Regions from separate parts of the Mus musculus genome. Here region 1 is linked to region 2. A link is a loop called in an ENCODE intact Hi-C map of the cell type or tissue named here. Cell type or tissue: heart. All regions are shown on one strand. Each heading gives the region's core, and the rest is flanking DNA. Links, peaks and the distances in the headings are about the cores only. Region 1 overlaps Rnf216 (ring finger protein 216). Region 2 has its middle 20 kb from the start of Fscn1.

Region 1 (2,910 bases), core at 262-2,761, 61 kb before region 2:
GACTTACAGGAGGGTTACAAGAACGTCACGAGTGTACTAGGAACTGAACCTCAGTCTTCTACAGAAACTAAGCACTCTAAACCTCAAGGCCATCTCTAGCGCCTCATCATTTTCCCCTAACTTTTAAATTTTATTTTCTACAAAAATAAAAAGGCTTAGAATGGTAATTGGTAGAGAACTTACCTAGCAGATGTGAAACCCTCGCTGTTCTCTTCAGAACTGAGCGAGCGTGGTGGTACATGCATCTACCATCAGCTGCAGGATTCAAATGGAGACTAAAAGATGAGATGATCAGGGTCATCGTTGGCTCCGTAGTGAGCTCAAGGGCAGCCTGGGCTATATAAAGTCCTTGCCTCAGAAAAAAGAAAAGTGACATTCCCTTGCACCCCCTTAGAACAGTAGTCACGGTTAACCAGGGCCATGCCTGTTTGTTTTAGTTTTGTTTTGAGACAGAGTCATCGTGGAACTTGCTGTGTAGACCAGGTCTACCTCAAACTCACAGAAATTCACCTGTTGCTGCCTCCCTAGTCCAAAGACAAATTCCAGGACAGCCAAGGCTACACAGAGAGACTGTCTGGAAAAAAAACAAAACAAAACAAAACAGCAGAGTTCCCCCTTCCTGTAAAATGTCAGAGAAGAGATTTTCCTCTCTCCTCAGGGCCTCACCCTGCTGTTGTGTGTCCTCTGCAGTATTGAAACCGCTTACTGAAATAGCAGTCAGCCTTCATGTCCGTCTCAAAACCTTCGGGCTGTGTATTGTGGCACTGGGAATGCAGAGGCAGGTGATTTTTTTTTTCCTGAGTTCTGGGCCAGCCTAGTCTATATAGCAAGTTCTAGAAGACCCTGTCTCAAAAAAAAAAAAAAAAAAAAGACAACAACAAGAACTTGTAGTCATCAGCTCTGACTTTTATTTCTGCTCACTATCTTCAGCCCCATTGTTTCTGTAGAACAATACAAAGAGGAGCATGGGTAGAATGGGTACACTGATGAAACTTCCCTCACAGTACAGTGCTTTTGGAATGTTAAATGGGACTTCGGCTGAGGACATGACGGGGGGGGGGGGGGGGGGGACACATTTTTGCAGATTAGGAAATTAGGAAAACTGTCCAGGATCCTGGACTTGGTAACGCCCAGCTCTTCTGTTCATAAGGCTTTCCACAACTAGATGGCCAAGATGTGCCCATGGGTCTCAGTCCTGTGAGCCAAGTAGACCTTCCCGTGGGGTGGGGGGCTCACTGAACACCTTCTCAGCTGAGCAGACTGCTGACGGCAGGAGAGGCCTGCAGCTCTGCCTCCTTGATGGACCGCTGGACACTAGAGGTCCTTGTGGAGGAGGTGCCCTGGTCAGAGGCATTGGGATGCTTGGCTTCCTGACTTAAGAAGATGGCTGCTGAAACTAGAGGCTGGTCTGGAGCCTGTGTAATCTTTGCTCCTCCCAGAACATTTCTGTTTCCCTCTGCACAGCATGTGCCTCCCTAGCTGGGTTTTCCCCTCCATGCTGCTCCCCCCACACATCCCAATTTCCTGTTGTCGGGAGACAGCTGGGGTGGGGGTTAGGGGCTGCTGTTCTCATGCAGTCCCGCAACTGAGCTGGGAATAATTTGAAACTAAATCTCTAGCTCTTTGGAAGCTTTCACGAAATCCTTGCAAGTTTATTAACAACAGCTGTGGCCACACAAGAGCAGAATCATGGGGGAAGGGGCTGGGTCGGGCAGCAGCAGGCTTGCTTGCCTGTCATCTTTCTAGGGGGAAGGAAAGTCAAGCCAAGTCACAGGAGCCTGGCCAGCAGGCAAGCAGGTAATGAGAAATCAGACTGGGGTTTGGGCTCATAGGGTCTTGGGAGGGAAGGTCTTGTGCCAGGTACTCAGGCATGTATTTTAACCCACAAGCTGTGTCTGACCTGCAGGCACAGCCTCTGCCTCCGCTCCACTACCTGCAGTTTCTTTGTGCAGACCCCGCTGCATGGACAGCTGTGGTGCTTGTGGTTCAGGGACAAGCAGATGTCTCTGCATTTCCGCTCTTAATGAAAACTACTCTGGTGACTTCTTCCTCACTTCCTGTGAAATTCTAGAACTGCTAGGCCCTGCTTTCTCCCTCAAACTCTGGCCGCAACTCCCCACCCACCACCGGCCAGCCCTGTAGCCTCTCCTGGTGCCTTCTGTGTCCTGCTGAGCTCAGAGACCTCAAGGATGGGAACTAAAACCTCCCCGCCCTGCTTCTCTCTACTGCAAGTACGGGGCCTGCTGGATGTGAGGGGCCACATTTCACTTTCACCTTTGCCCTGCCAACCCTGGGGTGCTTCCCGCACTTCCTTCCCCATTGTCATCGAATTCAGGTGAGCTGAAGGCTTGTTTCTTAAGATAGCTGTAGGTGTCAAAGAGGCACTTCATAATTCACTTCCATGACAGCCTGGTATGTCCTCACCCTCTCCTTAACACTGGCCAGTCTCCCCCGACCTCCCTATCTTTTCTCTTCAGAAAAGAACACAGACAAACTTCTTCAGGCCTATAGCATGCTTCTATAGCCCAGGAGCCAGAGAGAGCATTGCCAGACTCCTCCCCACTGTGGCCTGTGACCACGGCAGACAGGTTGGGGGTGGGTTTCAAGATAGCCTGAGGACCGGTGGAGCACTGGGGTCTGTAAGTCTGAGTGCCCTCTGACTGACCCTGCTAGTCCCTGTGTGAGAATAGAAGCCATGGCGGAAAGTGGCCTTCCAGTGTGAAGTCTAGAATTTTCAAAGTCAAGCCAGAAAAAGAGGGGGGAAACATTAGAAATATACCAGAATGTTCTTAGGAGTTAATTATGTCTGGTAAGTGTTTTTGTTTCTTTGTTTGCTGGTTTGTTGGGTTTTATTTGTATTTTCTGTGCTGGAGATTACACCCAGGACCTTGATCATTCCGTACAACATTC
Region 2 (2,910 bases), core at 88-2,587:
TCTGGACCTTCGGAAGAGCAGTCGGGTGCTCTTACCCACTGAGCCATCTCACCAGCCCACACCAAGCACTCTTAACTGTTGAGCTGTCTCTCCAACTCATGTGGCCACACACAAACACACATAAAAGTTACCCACTGAGCCACCTCCCAGACCCACCTTTTCCTTTCTAGAGATAGTTTAGGATTCTCAAATAAACAAACAAAACTAACAACCTGGGTTTGTTGGCACATTCTTTTAATTCAAGCACTCAGAAAGCAGAGGCAGGGGGGTCTCTGTGAGTTCAAGGCCAGCCTGGTCTACATAGCAAATTCCAGGACAGCCAAGACTACATAGGGAGACCCTGTGTCAAAAAATAAAAACAAACAAATTTTAAAAACTAGAAGTCATAAGACATGCTGTTCCATGCCTGCAACCCCAACACTCAGGAGTGGAGGCAGGGGAAAGAGTTCAAGGCCAGCCTGGATGTGTATTGAGTTTGAAGCCAGTCTGGGATATATGAGGCCCTGTCTCTGGATGAATGGATGAATGGATGAATGGATGAATGGATGAATGGATGAATGGATGAATGGATGAATGGATGAATGGATGAATGGATGAATGAATGAATGAATGAATGAATTTTTTAAAGGATTTACTTTATCTTTAAATGTATGTGTGTGTCTTGGGGTGGTTCATGCATGCAGTTGCCTGAGGAGGCCAGAAGAGGGCGTCAGATCCCCGGGAGCTGGAGTTACAGGTGGTTATGAACACCTGTGTAGGGTGCTAGGAACTGAACTTGGGTCCTCTGCAAGTGCAACGGATGCTCTTAGCTGCTGGGCCATCTCTCCACTCCTGAGGTTGTTTGTTTGTTTGTTTTTTCGAGACAGGGTTTCTCTGTATAGACCTGGCTGTCCTGGAACTCACTTTGTAGACCAGACTGGCCTCAAACTCAGAAATCCTCCTGTCTCTGCCTCTCGAGTGCTGGGATTAAAGGCATGCGCTACCACTCCTGAGTTTTTAAAAAGTAAAAAAGTCAGTATGGCCTAGGGATTCCAGCACCACAAAGTAAAGAAAGAAAGAAGCAAATGGAGAGAGACAAGGCAGCAGGAAGGAAAACTTACAGTAAGTTTCACTTAACAGGGCCTGGAGAGATGACTCAGAGGTTAAGAACACTGGCTGCCCTTCTGGAGACCTCGTTTAGTTCCCAGGACCCACATGGTGGCTCACAACCATCTACATTAGGATCTGATGCCCTCTTCTGGTAAGCAGATGTACATGCATACAGTACACAGGTAGTAAAACTCATAGATGGATGGATGGATGGATGGATGGATGGATGGATGGATGGATGGATGGATGGGTAGATGGATGGGCAGGCGAACAAACAAATATATAAATCTTCACCTTTTTTTTTAACTTAAAGATCTACTAAGGGTAGGCTGTCCTGCTGCATTAGGGAGGGGCTGGCTTTAGAGAAAGAGGGACCTTGGGAGTCGAAAACTAAGGACACTCAAGAGATTGATACCCAGGTGTCTTATGGTAACACTTTTTGGTTATAATTAAAGCAAAGAACTTCAATACCTGATGATTTAAACTGGCCTGACTGGAAAGCGGGGTTGTTATATATTCATCTATGAGTTTCTCCGAAGATCAGACAACAGGTGAGTTCTTTTCCCTGGGTCACTTGAAATTCAGCATGGCCACTTGAGTTTTTGACTTTTATTCTCTTGGGTTGTGACTCATTGAGGGAGCTTAGCCTCAAACAGGAGGCTCCTGCCTTCATTTCGTTTGTTTGCTCATGGATTTTTGGAAGGGCAGGGAGGGTTGTTGTTTTTGTGTTTTTGAGACAAAGTTTCTTTGTGTTGTAATCCCAGTACTTGTAGTCCAGAACTGAGGCTGGAGAAACAAGAGTTCAAGGCCATTGTCAGTTACATTTTAAGTTTGAAGCCTTGACTATCCTGTAACTCCCTCTGTAGACCAGGCTAGCCTCCAACTTTCAAAGCTCAGCCTGCCTCTGAATCTGGGATTGAAGACATGCAGCACCACCAAGCTCTGTCTTTGATTTGCTATCCTGTTCTGCTTCAATTAGTCGTGTGTGTGTGTGTGTGTGTGTGTGTGTGTGTGCACCTTGGTAACGTATGTAGAGATCAGTGAACATTTTTCGAGAATCAGTTCTCTCCATTCTGAGGGTTCGGGAGTCAAACTGAGGTTGGCAGGCCTGGCAGCGCGCCCCTTTGCCTGCTGAGCCATCATGGAGGTCCCCTCTGCTTTCCTTTATTGGACACTGCCTCACACCGCCAAACCCTGACCCTTCCCCTCCTCTCAAGTGCCAGGATTATTTCAGCTATGACCAGCCACGACCAGACTCCAAATTTTTGTTTGTACCTTTAGAAATTATCGTCTCGCCAGGCGGTGGTGGCGCACGCCTTTAATCCCAGCACTTGGGAGGCAGAGGCAGGCAGATTTCTGAGTTCGAGGCCAGCCTGGTCTACAAAGTGAGCTCCAGGACAAGCCAGGGTTATACAGAGAAACCCTGTCTCAAAAAACAAAAAAACAAAAAAAAAAAAAAAAAAGGAAAATATCGTCTCAAATAGGCAAGCTGTGAAAAGAAAAGCCATATGACATGTCATTAGGACACAGGAGAAGCTGGGGAGATGTTTCAGTGGGTAAGATACTTGAAACACAGGCATGAGGAACTGAGTTCAAATCCCCAGCATCCATGAGGGAAGTCAGGATCTGTAACCACGGTTGCTGTGGAGACAGGAGAACTCTAGGACCAGCTGGCTACCAACCTAGCTCCAGGCTCAGTGGGTGTACTTCTCTGGCCTGCGTCCTTGTATCTATGTGTGTGTGTGTGTGTGTGTGTGTTCGTGTGTGCGCGTGCGCCGCGTGGGCACACACGCGCGCGCGCACACACACACACACACACAC

Evidence for each region. Peaks named below come from ENCODE experiments on the same cell type or tissue, not always from the same donor. Only the 100,000 strongest peaks of a DNase experiment are listed, where the experiment ranks them.
Region 1: a loop joins it to region 2, with 2.3 times the contacts of the local background. A loop is called at or near these places in 3 of 42 quality-filtered maps.

The regions. Positions count from the first base shown.
Region 1 is chr5:142,999,942-143,002,851 of GRCm38, reverse strand. All of the region lies in intron 15 of Rnf216 (ring finger protein 216), which reads left to right. Among named protein-coding and RNA genes, the nearest start is that of Gm43380, 38 kb to the left of the region's middle. RefSeq lists an enhancer at 730-2,910. In heart, for the core only: no CTCF peak of the experiment used is centred there; DNase peaks (open chromatin) are centred at 1,521 and 2,011; H3K4me3 peaks cover 742 bases; H3K27ac peaks cover 2,448 bases.
Region 2 is chr5:142,938,888-142,941,797 of GRCm38, reverse strand. No RefSeq gene overlaps it. Among named protein-coding and RNA genes, the nearest start is that of Fscn1, 20 kb to the left of the region's middle. In heart, for the core only: CTCF peaks have their summits at 669 (motif pointing right) and 1,236 (motif pointing left); no DNase peak of the experiment used is centred there.